Regions from separate parts of the Homo sapiens genome. Here region 1 is linked to region 2. Evidence: chromatin loops called from intact Hi-C (ENCODE). Cell type or tissue: heart right ventricle. All regions are shown on one strand. Links, peaks and the distances in the headings refer to the core of each region. The heading gives the core; the rest is flanking DNA.

Region 1 (5,384 bases), core at 141-5,140, 210 kb after region 2:
AAGAGGCATTAGAAATATCATTTGACCCAGCAATCCCATTACTGGATATATACCCAAAGGATTATAAATCATGCTCCTATAAAGACACATGCACATGTATGTTTATTGCAGCACTATTTGCAATAGCAAAGACTTGGAACCAACCCAAATGCCCATCAATGATAGACTGGATAAAGAAAATGTGGCACATATACACCATGGAATACTATGCAGCCATAAAAAAGGATGAGTTCATGTCCTTTGCAGGGACATGGATGAAGCTGGAAACCGTCATTCTCAGCAAACTAACACAGGAAGAGAAAACCAAACACTGCATGTTCTCACTCATAAGTGGGAGGTGAACAATGAGAACAAGTGGACACAGGGAGAGGAACATCACACACCAGGGCCTGTTGGGGGTTGGGGGGCAAGGGGAAGGATAGCATTAGGAGAAATACCTAATGTAGATGATGGGTTGAAGAATGCAGCAAACCACCATCGCACATGTATACATATGTAACAAACATGCACGTTCTGCACATGTATCCTAGAACTTAAAGTATAATTAAAAAAAAAGAAAATAGAAAAAAATAGATAAACAAATACAAATAATTAATTCCTTAGTGCAGTGAGGGAAAAGCACATTCACTTCTCATCTGTGAATCAATCTTTCAGCTGAATATTTATTGGTGTCATGCCAGGAGGAGAATGAAATGGGATGGGATGGAGACAGAAATGTCTCTGCTTCTCATCATTGCCCAGCCCCTGTGGCTTCCTGTCCCGTTCCCAGCTCTAAGCCCACAACCCCATGAAGCCCCCAGATTTGCCGCTATTCTTACTGGCTGGAGGCCCCACAGGGCAAGAGAAGTCATCACCAGAAGGAGACTTTTGGAAGGTTCATCGCTTGGCACAAATTGGTCACCTAGGCTCAGTTACTATGCAATGAACAGAGGAGGTGTGTGGGTTACATTTTTCTCCCTAATATCCTAAACTGTAACCTGGTCTTTGTAATAGAAAGATTGTTCTAAATGGTGTTTGGATTCAAAAGTACTGTAATTTAGTTGTATAATAGATTAAATCATGCTGAATGAATTGGCCTAATTACTGATCTAATGGTAACCCACCTCTTTTTATTCTGGATTTAAAGCAAAAATAACAGAAATATCATTAAACTCTTGGAACACACAGCATTCTGCTAATTCGACTTCTTCTGTTAGATGCTTGAGATGGATTTTTCTCAAGAAGAATATCACTACTGACAGAATATATCTTCGTAAAATGAATGGATTTATTGCTGTGTCCCATAGGCTGACTCTTAAAAATCACTAAAGACCTTTCTCATCTTATTTGTCTTTTAAAGCAAAGCATATATTATGAATGCATATAAATTTAATAATATCCTTGTTAAGTTACTCCTATATTTTGATATGAACGATTCGGTGAAATTGACAAAGATCAAGTTCCTTGAAAATGAGTTTGTTTTTCTAAAACTGAGCAAGTCTGGACGAAATATGAACCAAATATGATCTTTAGAACATTTGATTGACTTTATTTTCTGAGTCAAATGTAAAGTAAACTCAAAGAGGAATGAGGGCTTCAGAGTTTACTGCTATTGACTCTGCCAGGCTCAACAAAGAAGGCCTGTGAGCCCATGGAGGGGCCTGAGAGCCGTCCCCACGCACCCCAGCCCAGCATTCATAATAATGACTTATGCACTCTGAGATGCTGTGCCCTAAACACACCAGAAAGCTGCTGAGTGTTTGACAGGTCCATAAATCATCATGCCCAGGCGGTTTTGCACCCTGTGGAGTCACTGGCCCTGGGGTTTAAGCCCTGGGTTTCATTGCCTGCTTTAGAGGGCGAAGCCAGAAAATCTCCTTTGGATGTAGCTGTAACTTTCTTGTTCATGAAGCCTACTGCAATCTCATGCCAACCTGGTTTTTCCTGTGGCTCTCTTGGACACTCGTTCCTTAAGCCATAGGTGTTGTGGCATGAAGATTTTATTCTATAGGTAACGCAGTCCTTCTGTCCTTGCAACTATGAGCTTTAAGGAGAGAAATGAGGTTTCCAGATGAAAAAGAATGCAGAATGACCAGTTCCTACAAAAGGGCAGTATCTTTTCCTTTTATTTATTTATTTATTTTATTTTTATTTTTATTTTTATTTTTATTTTTAGGGACAAGCTCTCTCTGTCACCCAGGCTGGAGTGCAGTGACATGATTATGGCTCACTGCAGCGTCAACCTCCTGGGCTCAGGCAATCCACCCACCTCAGCCTCCTGAGTGGCTGGGACCACAGGTACACACCACCATGCCTAGCCCATTTTTGTATTTTTTGTAGAGATAGGGTCTCCCTGTGTTGCCCAGGCTGATCTCAAACTCCTGGGCTCAAGTGAGCCTCCCACCTCAGCTTCCCAAAGAATAAGGATTACAGGCGTGAGCTACTGCACCCACCCTATTTTATTTATATTTAATTTACAAAGCTCTACATGGTACCCCTTAGGTCCTGGCATTAGTAAGGCCCCACAAAGGGTCATGTGGACCATTCCCTGGGTAGTCCCCTATAAGTCCTCACCTTCCACACTCCCACTGCAGTCATCTGTGACAGCTGCCACATGGCTTCTCCTGTCTGCACCAAGCAGAGGTGGCAATGTTGGAGAAATGCCCACCTCGACGTCAGTTGGCTCCACTGTAAAACCACGTCTCTGACTTCAGTTGGTACGTAGCTGTGGGCGTTCATGCCGTCACTAACCCCAAAGGAGAACTCTAAATGGTGACTGTAAAGCCTCCTGGGATTCCTGTGAGCTGGACGGGGTGCTTTTACATGGCCTCACTGTCCTGAGGCAGCAAGTTAGTTGTGAAAGGGCACCAGGCCCCAGAGCCACAAGAAAGGCTGCATTGAACCACGTGTGTATTTTCTTATCTCTGCCGAGCGCCAGTGTAACCAAAACTTGTCTGTTTCTCACATTACAAAATCCTAAATAAGCATTCTATCAGGCCCCTTAAATTAGAAACCTCATCAACAAGACGTTCAGCCAGCAACCTTGCCATTGCGTAACAAGGATGGCTAGCCACCCACACCCTCCCGCTCCATGGAACCTAGACTCAGCCAGCTGTGGGTTGTGCTGGGCAGAAATCGTTGTGTCGGTTACTCTTGCTGTTTGATTTATTCTCCTGGTTGATTTAAGTCAGAGAAAACTGTGACAAAGTGACAAGGAATAACACAATCAAAGGACCTGGATGCAAAAACTGCTGGACCACTTATGTCTTCAGGGATTTTCTGCAGCAGTGAATGACATGGGCTTGGCAATTCCCCTTGGGCCCTTGGGGCCACTGGCAAACTCCCTGATGAGAAGAATCACAGAATCAAAATACAATACATATGTTAATTCTTCAAAACATTATCTGATCATGTTACTTTATTTACGTATGGAGCTTTTTTTGAGTCCTCTGCAATCAACCTCTCCACTTCTTCACTGAAATGCGATCATCCTTAATTCTTCTCTGTTCCTTACCCCCACATTCATTCATCTTTCTTTCCAATTTTAACTAGGATCTTTTTCATATTCTGTCTCCAGGATCAGTACCATTCCAGACTGTTGCTAGAAAAAGTATTCTGGGGCCGGGCGCGGTGGCTCAGGCCTGTAATCCCAGCACTTTGGGAGGCCGAGGCGGGCAGATCACGAGGTCAGGAGATAGAGACCATCCTGGCTAACACGGTGAAACCCCGTCTCTACTGAAATGCAAAAAAATTAGCCGGGCGTGGTGGCGGGCCCCTGTAGTCCCAGCTACTCGGGAGGCTGAGGCAGGAGAATGGCTTGAACTCGGGAGGCGGAGCTTGCAGTGAGCCGAGATCACGCCACTGCACTCCAGCCTGGGTGACAGAGCAAGACACCAGAAAAAGAAAGAAAGAAAGAGAGAGAGAGAGAGAGAGAGAGAGAGAGAGAGAGAAAGTAATCTGAATCGCAAATCTGATGAGGTTCCGCCTCTCTGCGACCCCCTTTAGGGCACCTCCATCCAGCAGAGGAGCCGGACTCTCCCACTTCGGCTCCTGGACTTCTTACCCCGGCCTTCCTGAGGGCAGCCTGACCTCAGTCAGAACCACCTTGTGTCCCCATCGGAGTCTTTCCTGTCTTTGCAGATAATGAAGGTCAGCCAGATTCTCCCACTCTCCTTGTCTCTCACAACTCAGATTAAACCTTCTCATCCCTCTCTCCCTCCTCATAACTATTAGCACTGATCTCCACCACAGCCAGGCAGAAATCAGGGCGAAACGTGTCATAGCTCTTGGCCATTTGGTCACCTGTGCCTTCTCTCTGCTAATCCAGCCCCTTGAGGACAGGATGGGCCAGGTCTATGGCACCCGAGAGACGGGGTTCTGCTGTTCTCTGGGCTTGATCGTGGTCATCTGTCTGACCTCTTCCTCTTTGAATAACCTCCTCTGTCAGCCAGAGATGAAGTCACCTGTCTTGCAGAGTTACTGTTAGGATTAAATGAAACAGTGTAAACATGTTTCTAACATAGTGCCTGCAAAGCAGGAAGTGCTCACAATGATTTCTGTGTTAATGTCCTTATTCCAACAGACTACCTGACAAGTCCTCCATTTAACATTTATTCAGTCAGCAGCTATATATTGAGTGCCTGCTATGTGCCAAACACCCTACTATGTTCTGGGTACACAGAGTTGAAAAAGACACAGCCCTGGGAGGCCAAGGCGGGCAGATCATGAGGTCAGGAGATCGGGACCATCCTGGCTAACACGGTGAAACCCCGTCTCTACTATACAAAAACTTAGCCGGGCATGGTGGCGGGTGCCCGTGGTCCCAGCTACTCAGGAGGCTGAGGCAGGAGAATGGCATGAACCCAGGAGGCGGAGCTTGCAGTGAGCTGAGATCGCGCCACTGCACTCCAGCCTGGGAGACAGAGCAAGACTCCGTCTCAAAAAAAAAAAAAGAAAAAGAAAAAAGAAAAAGACACAGCCCTTTTCCATCAAGGAGTGCAGAATTTCCTTGTGGTGACAGTGAGGAAAGAGGCACTCAGCATTGGGAGTGATAAGTTCCATGATAAAGATCATAATGCAATGTTTTCTGAACACTGTGCATATGACTGATGTTTTAATCAAAAGAGCAGGAGAGGAGGAAGGAGGCAGGTTGCTTGTGGCTTTGTGGCGTTGCTAACTTGGTATCTTTTCAGTTTCTTCTTGGGGGCAGTCCAGTGTTTCTGTTTTCCAGGGTATAATGCCTATTTGATGCTTCCAAGGGGAATTGCCTGACCCGGACACTCGAGGTTATTTCAGGACTGATGTTCCAAGGAAAATGCATTATCACCTGATGGTTCTCTTGAGCTTTATTCAACTTTGCACTGCCTGCTGATGTTTTTTGCAGGAGATGTGGGGGCCAGGGATGG
Region 2 (5,384 bases), core at 249-5,248:
CCATCCAGATTAGGAGGGTGTTATGCACTTGTCAAAAATATGTATGATGTTATTAGAAAGCCAAGTTAGGAGGAAAAAAGCAAATTCTTTTGTTGCTTTTTGCTCTATCCTTTTATTATAGAATCAAATATGTTCATCTGTTTTGCTCCAAGTTCTTATCTGTGTCCTTCTAAATTTAGGGATATTCAGTTTTCAAAATTTACCCAATTTACTTCAGACCACACTACACTGTTCTCTCAAAAATGGAAGATGTGTGAAGGAATATGCTGATGAACATTTTCTCAGTAAGCCTACATGTATACCTAGGGAGAATCAAACTTACTCTAGACAAATTGGGATTATACATAGATATGAATATGTATTCATAATAATTATTCATAACCATTAATATATCACATTTTATTTGCGTTATCTCACTGAAAATTCCTATCAGTATATACAAGGACTGTCATACTTAAATCTATTTTTTAGATGAGAAAATAGGTGCTCTGAGAGGTTAAATAACTTTTCTTAAGGTTAATCAGTTAAGTGATGAAGCTGGAATTTGAATCCAATTATGTCTGACTGCCAAATTGATTCCTTTTTTGCTATGCCATGCTGCCTTTAATTCATAGTGATTGTTACTTCAAAATCAATCTTGCTGCAGTATATATGGACTGGACTAGCTCCGTCATGCTCTTTCAGCTTGCTATTTACCCGTATTACTTTCACTAGGTACTGTCTAGAAGGGGTCCAGTAGAACCAGAAGAGTTTTCTCAGAGAGGAAGCAACATTTTACAACTGAATCTACACTACATATACAGAAGAGTCCAAAGTTGGAAACCTAAGCAATCCAAGAAATCGCTGTCCCTACAGAAGTTAAACAATAGGATACTTTCTCTCCTGCTTTAATAAATGGTTGTTATCTTGCTCTGAAGATAATTGAAGCAGTGGACATCTCATATCCTTTTCTACTTATTGGGCTAGAGTCAGAGTCACCCTGACTCTGACTTATTTTTTAATTGATAAGCTCTTCAAGTCAGAGAGAACTTGGTGCAACTCCAGGCTCTCCTAATTATTTATGGAAATAAATAAATATGGACAAGTCCATTACTAAGTCTGTAAAATCGAGAAAATATGATAAACCATGCATGATTATATTGAGTATTTAATAAAGGATCTTTGGTACCAGGCACTTAGTAGGCTATGGCTGTTGCTATGTCACTCCCATGCTGTCTACTCTTAAAAGGACTCCTTAGGTAGAATTAATTAATTGTGGCTAATAATCTGGGTCAGATTATGGAAAGTGAAACGTCTGGAAGAAGGAGAAAATTGTGGTTGTCTCCAGTGAAATCTATTTTTTGTGACCTCCCCTTGCCAGAAGTACCAAGTGGTAGACACATATGTGTGACATTGTAAAACAGGCAATCAATTCATCTCTTGCTACATCTGATGCATAAAATCAAGTAGAAGCACATAGACCTAAGCACAGATTTAGGGTTGATAAAAAAAAAAAGGCACTTTTATTGAAGTGATTTATGGGCCTTTTGGATAGGAAATGTTAAAGAAAGGGGCAGCTTAAGTCATTTTAATTATTTATGATTTTATTGTACCAGCGGAAGTCTCCGGTTCGCTCTAACTTGGAGATGCTTCTACTAATGCTGAAGGAAAAAATCTCGTGATAATGGAAGACTCAATTCTTGTGTTGTTAACTGAAAACATTACTCACGCTCATCAAAGTAGTTCACGGAAGTCATTTAATGTGGTTGTCTTTTCAGTTGAAAGTATGCTGACTCTGTTGATGGTTTCTGCTAATGCATAGGACACAAATAGCAGGCATGTCTTCATTTGTGAGTCTTTGTCATTATCTGCATTGATGGTTTTCTTAAATTTTAATTTTCCCATTTAGTAGATAAATATTTAGCACTGAACCCCAATACTGTCCCTGGCACTAAAAAGACTTCCTCCATGGAACTCTAATAGACCTCAAAGGTAAGAGCTGCAGCCCCACTAGCTCAGGGTTCAATTAAATAGGTAATCAATCAGAAAGGAATGACTTTGTTCCAGACAGGGATGCTCACACTTGGGTTAATCATAAGAATGAAGATGCCTCTGCGTTCCACACTTTCCTCATCAGCCACACAGGCATAATTATCCTGGTGCTGCCGGCTTTACAAGCAATTTGCGGGAATCAAATGAGTTAATGCACTTGTGATTTCTCTGAGAAGCGGAAGCATCTGAAAGAATGTCATTAATTTTCCTGTCTGGATTTCACTCTTCTCACTTGTTATCAGTTCCCTTGGCTGTGTGGTCCTCAGCACAGACATGCATATGCATATGTGTTTTTGCATGTGAGAAGGTGAGAAAAAAAGGAAGTGATGGGAAGAGGGACCAAGATTTAGGACCTGCAATACTGTACTTAAGAGAGGGACCAAGATTTAGGACCTGCAATACTGTACTTAAACTAATAATAGTTCTTTAACACAAAGGATTTCTTTTGCACACTTCCACTTAGTTTGGTTCTTCTTATCAAGTTGGACAGATGTTTTTCAATGTCTGGGAGGAAGAGTAAGTGGCCTTATAAATGTGGAAGTCTTTGCTGGCCTGGGAATACTCAAGCCAGCTCTATGCAGTAGTTGTAGCCTCCTTTCTTCATTCTTTCTACCAGCTTATGGTTTTTCCTTTCAGTTCTAGCTCATCAGCTTTCAGGTGCATATAATGAATATTTACGACTATTACTACCATTACTGTCAGGGAACCTATATGCTTTATAATTGTGATGACTGCAATTATTAATGAGATAATACCTTGGCTGATGATGATAAACAAAATTTGGTTTTAATCTAAGGGCATTCTAACGCTTTCAAGTCAGGCACAGGTGTAGTGGAAAGAACCCCTGACCTGGAGTAGGTCACCTGGCTCTGTCCCGGTTGTGCCAGTAATTAGATATGTATTCTTGGACGCTCTTTTAACTTCTGTGGGCCTCCAATGTCCCATCTCTAAGATGAAAATGATTTTTACAGCTCTGAAAATTCAGTGAAGCTGTGGAAATGCTATGATTCTATGTAGAGTACGTCAAAACAGTTCATGTTAGTGCCTCCAGGATTCCCAGCCCAAACTGGCAAGTGGCCAGATGTGTCAGCAGTTCCTTTCTGTCCCGCTTGGTGGCTGTTGTGCCCTTGTGTTGTCCAAGGTACCATCGTCTGATCACTGCCTTAGCTGCCCAGGAATCCTGTCCTCCTCTTCCTGCAAACTGCACTGGCTTGTAGATCACACCCTTTCTCTGTGTCTCACCCTGACTCTGTGCCTAGTCCTGTGTTGTGTGCTCTTGGGGCCTCTTTGTTAAGGCAATTCTCTTTGAAATTCAAACCAAAGCATCATTGCTTCAGTTTTTCTTTTTTAAAAAAGGACTTTGCATTTTAAGTCTTTAGATTATCAGACCCAAAGAGTGACTAATGCGAATAATGAAATTTCAGAGATGAGCCTGGGTTAGGGGCAGTAGAAGTGGTGTGGATGACTCTGGATACCATTGAGTGGCACCATGCAGGTTACTGATTGGGTATTTGATAAAAGGTAGAGCTGTGTCAGTCAATGGATCTCCAGTTGAGAAAACGTAGGGAAAAATGGTCATCGTAAAATTGAAATTATATCAGATATAGGCAGAAAAATATACCTTAAGGGAAATAAAAATTTCTTCCCATATGTATTTTTTTACTTTTTAGACTTTCCTGTTTCTAGGAAGATTACTTTGTGAGTTGCATCTTTCGGGATCACTATAAGCAACCTAATGAAATAGGAAAGACAGCCCAAAGGGAGAAGTGACTGTTTACACATGCTGTGGTACACATGAATCTCCATGTACTCACATAGAGTGTAAGGAGCCAGACCAAAATATCTATATAAAACATAACGTGTGTCAGAAACGTACCCAATTCTAGAAAATACAATTCTATCGTGTCGGAAAGCAGATCTGTAGTTGCCTGGGAGAAAAAAGGGTGGGCATTACAAAGGTGGGCATGAGAATATTAGGACAGGTGATGGATGTGTGGTATTCATGATTTGATTGTAAATTTCCTGGTGCACACAATTCAGTACTCATTAAATGTACGATTATTTTAGTTTTTCCTCCCACCCCCATCCCCAGGCAACTACATATCCGCGTACCACAGCATGTGTAAATTGTTGCGCTTATGGCTGTGTAGTTTTCCCTTGCGTGAGGATACAACAATTTGCTTATCCATCTGTTGATGGACATTGTATTAGTTTTTTAGCAAAACTAACAAAATGTCACCGAGTGCTTTAAAAAACAGACGTTTATTTTTCACAGTTCGAGAGGCTAGAAGTCTGAGATTAGCAGGTGTTGGCAGGTTTGGTTTCTCCCGAGGCCGCTCTCCTCGGCTTTCAGACGTCTTTGCATGGTCTTTTCTCTGTGTGTGCATCGCTGATGTCTCTTCGTGTATCCAAATGTCCTCTTCTGGAGGAGGAACCAGCCTAATAGCTTCATTTTAACTTAATCACCCTTTTAAAGGCCCTATTTCCAAATAGGCACATTCTGAGGGATTGGGGTCCAGAGCTTCAATATACACACTTTGGGTAGATACAGTTCAGCCCTTGACAGACATTTGGGTTGTTTCCAGTGTTTGCTTATTACAAATAAAGTTTCTATAATTATATCTGTAAAAGTGTATATGTGGACATATGCTTACATTCCTCTTGCATAAGTATCTAGGAGTGAAATTGCTGCATCTAATGGTAGTTTGTTTATTTATTTATTTGAGACAGAGTCTTGCTCTTGTTGCCCAGGCTGGAGTGCAGTGGCTCTATCTCAGCTCACTGCAACCCCTGCCCCCTGTCCAAGCAATTCTCCTGCCTCAGCCTCCTGAGTATTTGGGATTATAAGTGCCTGCCACCGCACCCGGCTAATATTTGTATTTTTAGTAGAGATGGCGGTCTCACCAGGTTGGCCAGGCTGGTCTCGAACTCCTGACCTCAAGTGATCCACCCACCTCAGCCTCCCAAAGTGCTGGGATTACAGGCATGAGCCACCATGCCCAGCCAGTTTATGTTTTATTTTTATAAAACTGTCAAACCTTTTCAAAACAGTCCTTCCATTTTTGATTTTCATCAACACTGTGTGACCATTCCAGTTATCTTGACAACATTTGGCATTATCGGCCTTTAAAAATGTTAGACCTCCTGGTGTAGTGGTCCCTTCTTTATAGTTCTGCTGTGCACATCTGTGATAACTAATGATGTTGAGCATCTTTGTACATGTTGTGTGCCATATTTATATAATATTTTGATTAAGTATCTGCTAAAATATATATTTTTAATTGGATTTTACCATTTAAAAAGTTATTTGTATATTCTTTGTGTATTCCCAGATAGAAGTACTTAGTCATACT

The links. Hi-C counts contacts between places; a loop is a spot of excess contacts. Peaks named below come from ENCODE experiments on the same cell type or tissue, not always from the same donor. Only the 100,000 strongest peaks of a DNase experiment are listed, where the experiment ranks them.
Region 1: a loop joins it to region 2, with 4 times the contacts of the local background. A loop is called at or near these places in 5 of 110 quality-filtered maps.

What each region holds. Positions count from the first base shown.
Region 1 is chr18:11,176,690-11,182,073 of GRCh38, reverse strand. No RefSeq gene overlaps it. Among named protein-coding and RNA genes, the nearest start is that of PIEZO2, 30 kb to the right of the region's middle. In heart right ventricle, for the core only: no CTCF peak of the experiment used is centred there; DNase peaks (open chromatin) are centred at 2,673 and 3,023.
Region 2 is chr18:11,385,823-11,391,206 of GRCh38, reverse strand. All of the region lies in intron 1 of LOC107985173 (a long non-coding RNA gene), which reads left to right. All of the region lies in intron 1 of LOC124904250 (a long non-coding RNA gene), which reads left to right. It overlaps LOC105371995 (a long non-coding RNA gene), which reads left to right. Exons shown (of 2, transcript NR_188006.1): 2 at 715-1,174. Among named protein-coding and RNA genes, the nearest start is that of LINC01928, 66 kb to the left of the region's middle. In heart right ventricle, for the core only: a CTCF peak has its summit at 3,136; a DNase peak (open chromatin) is centred at 3,116.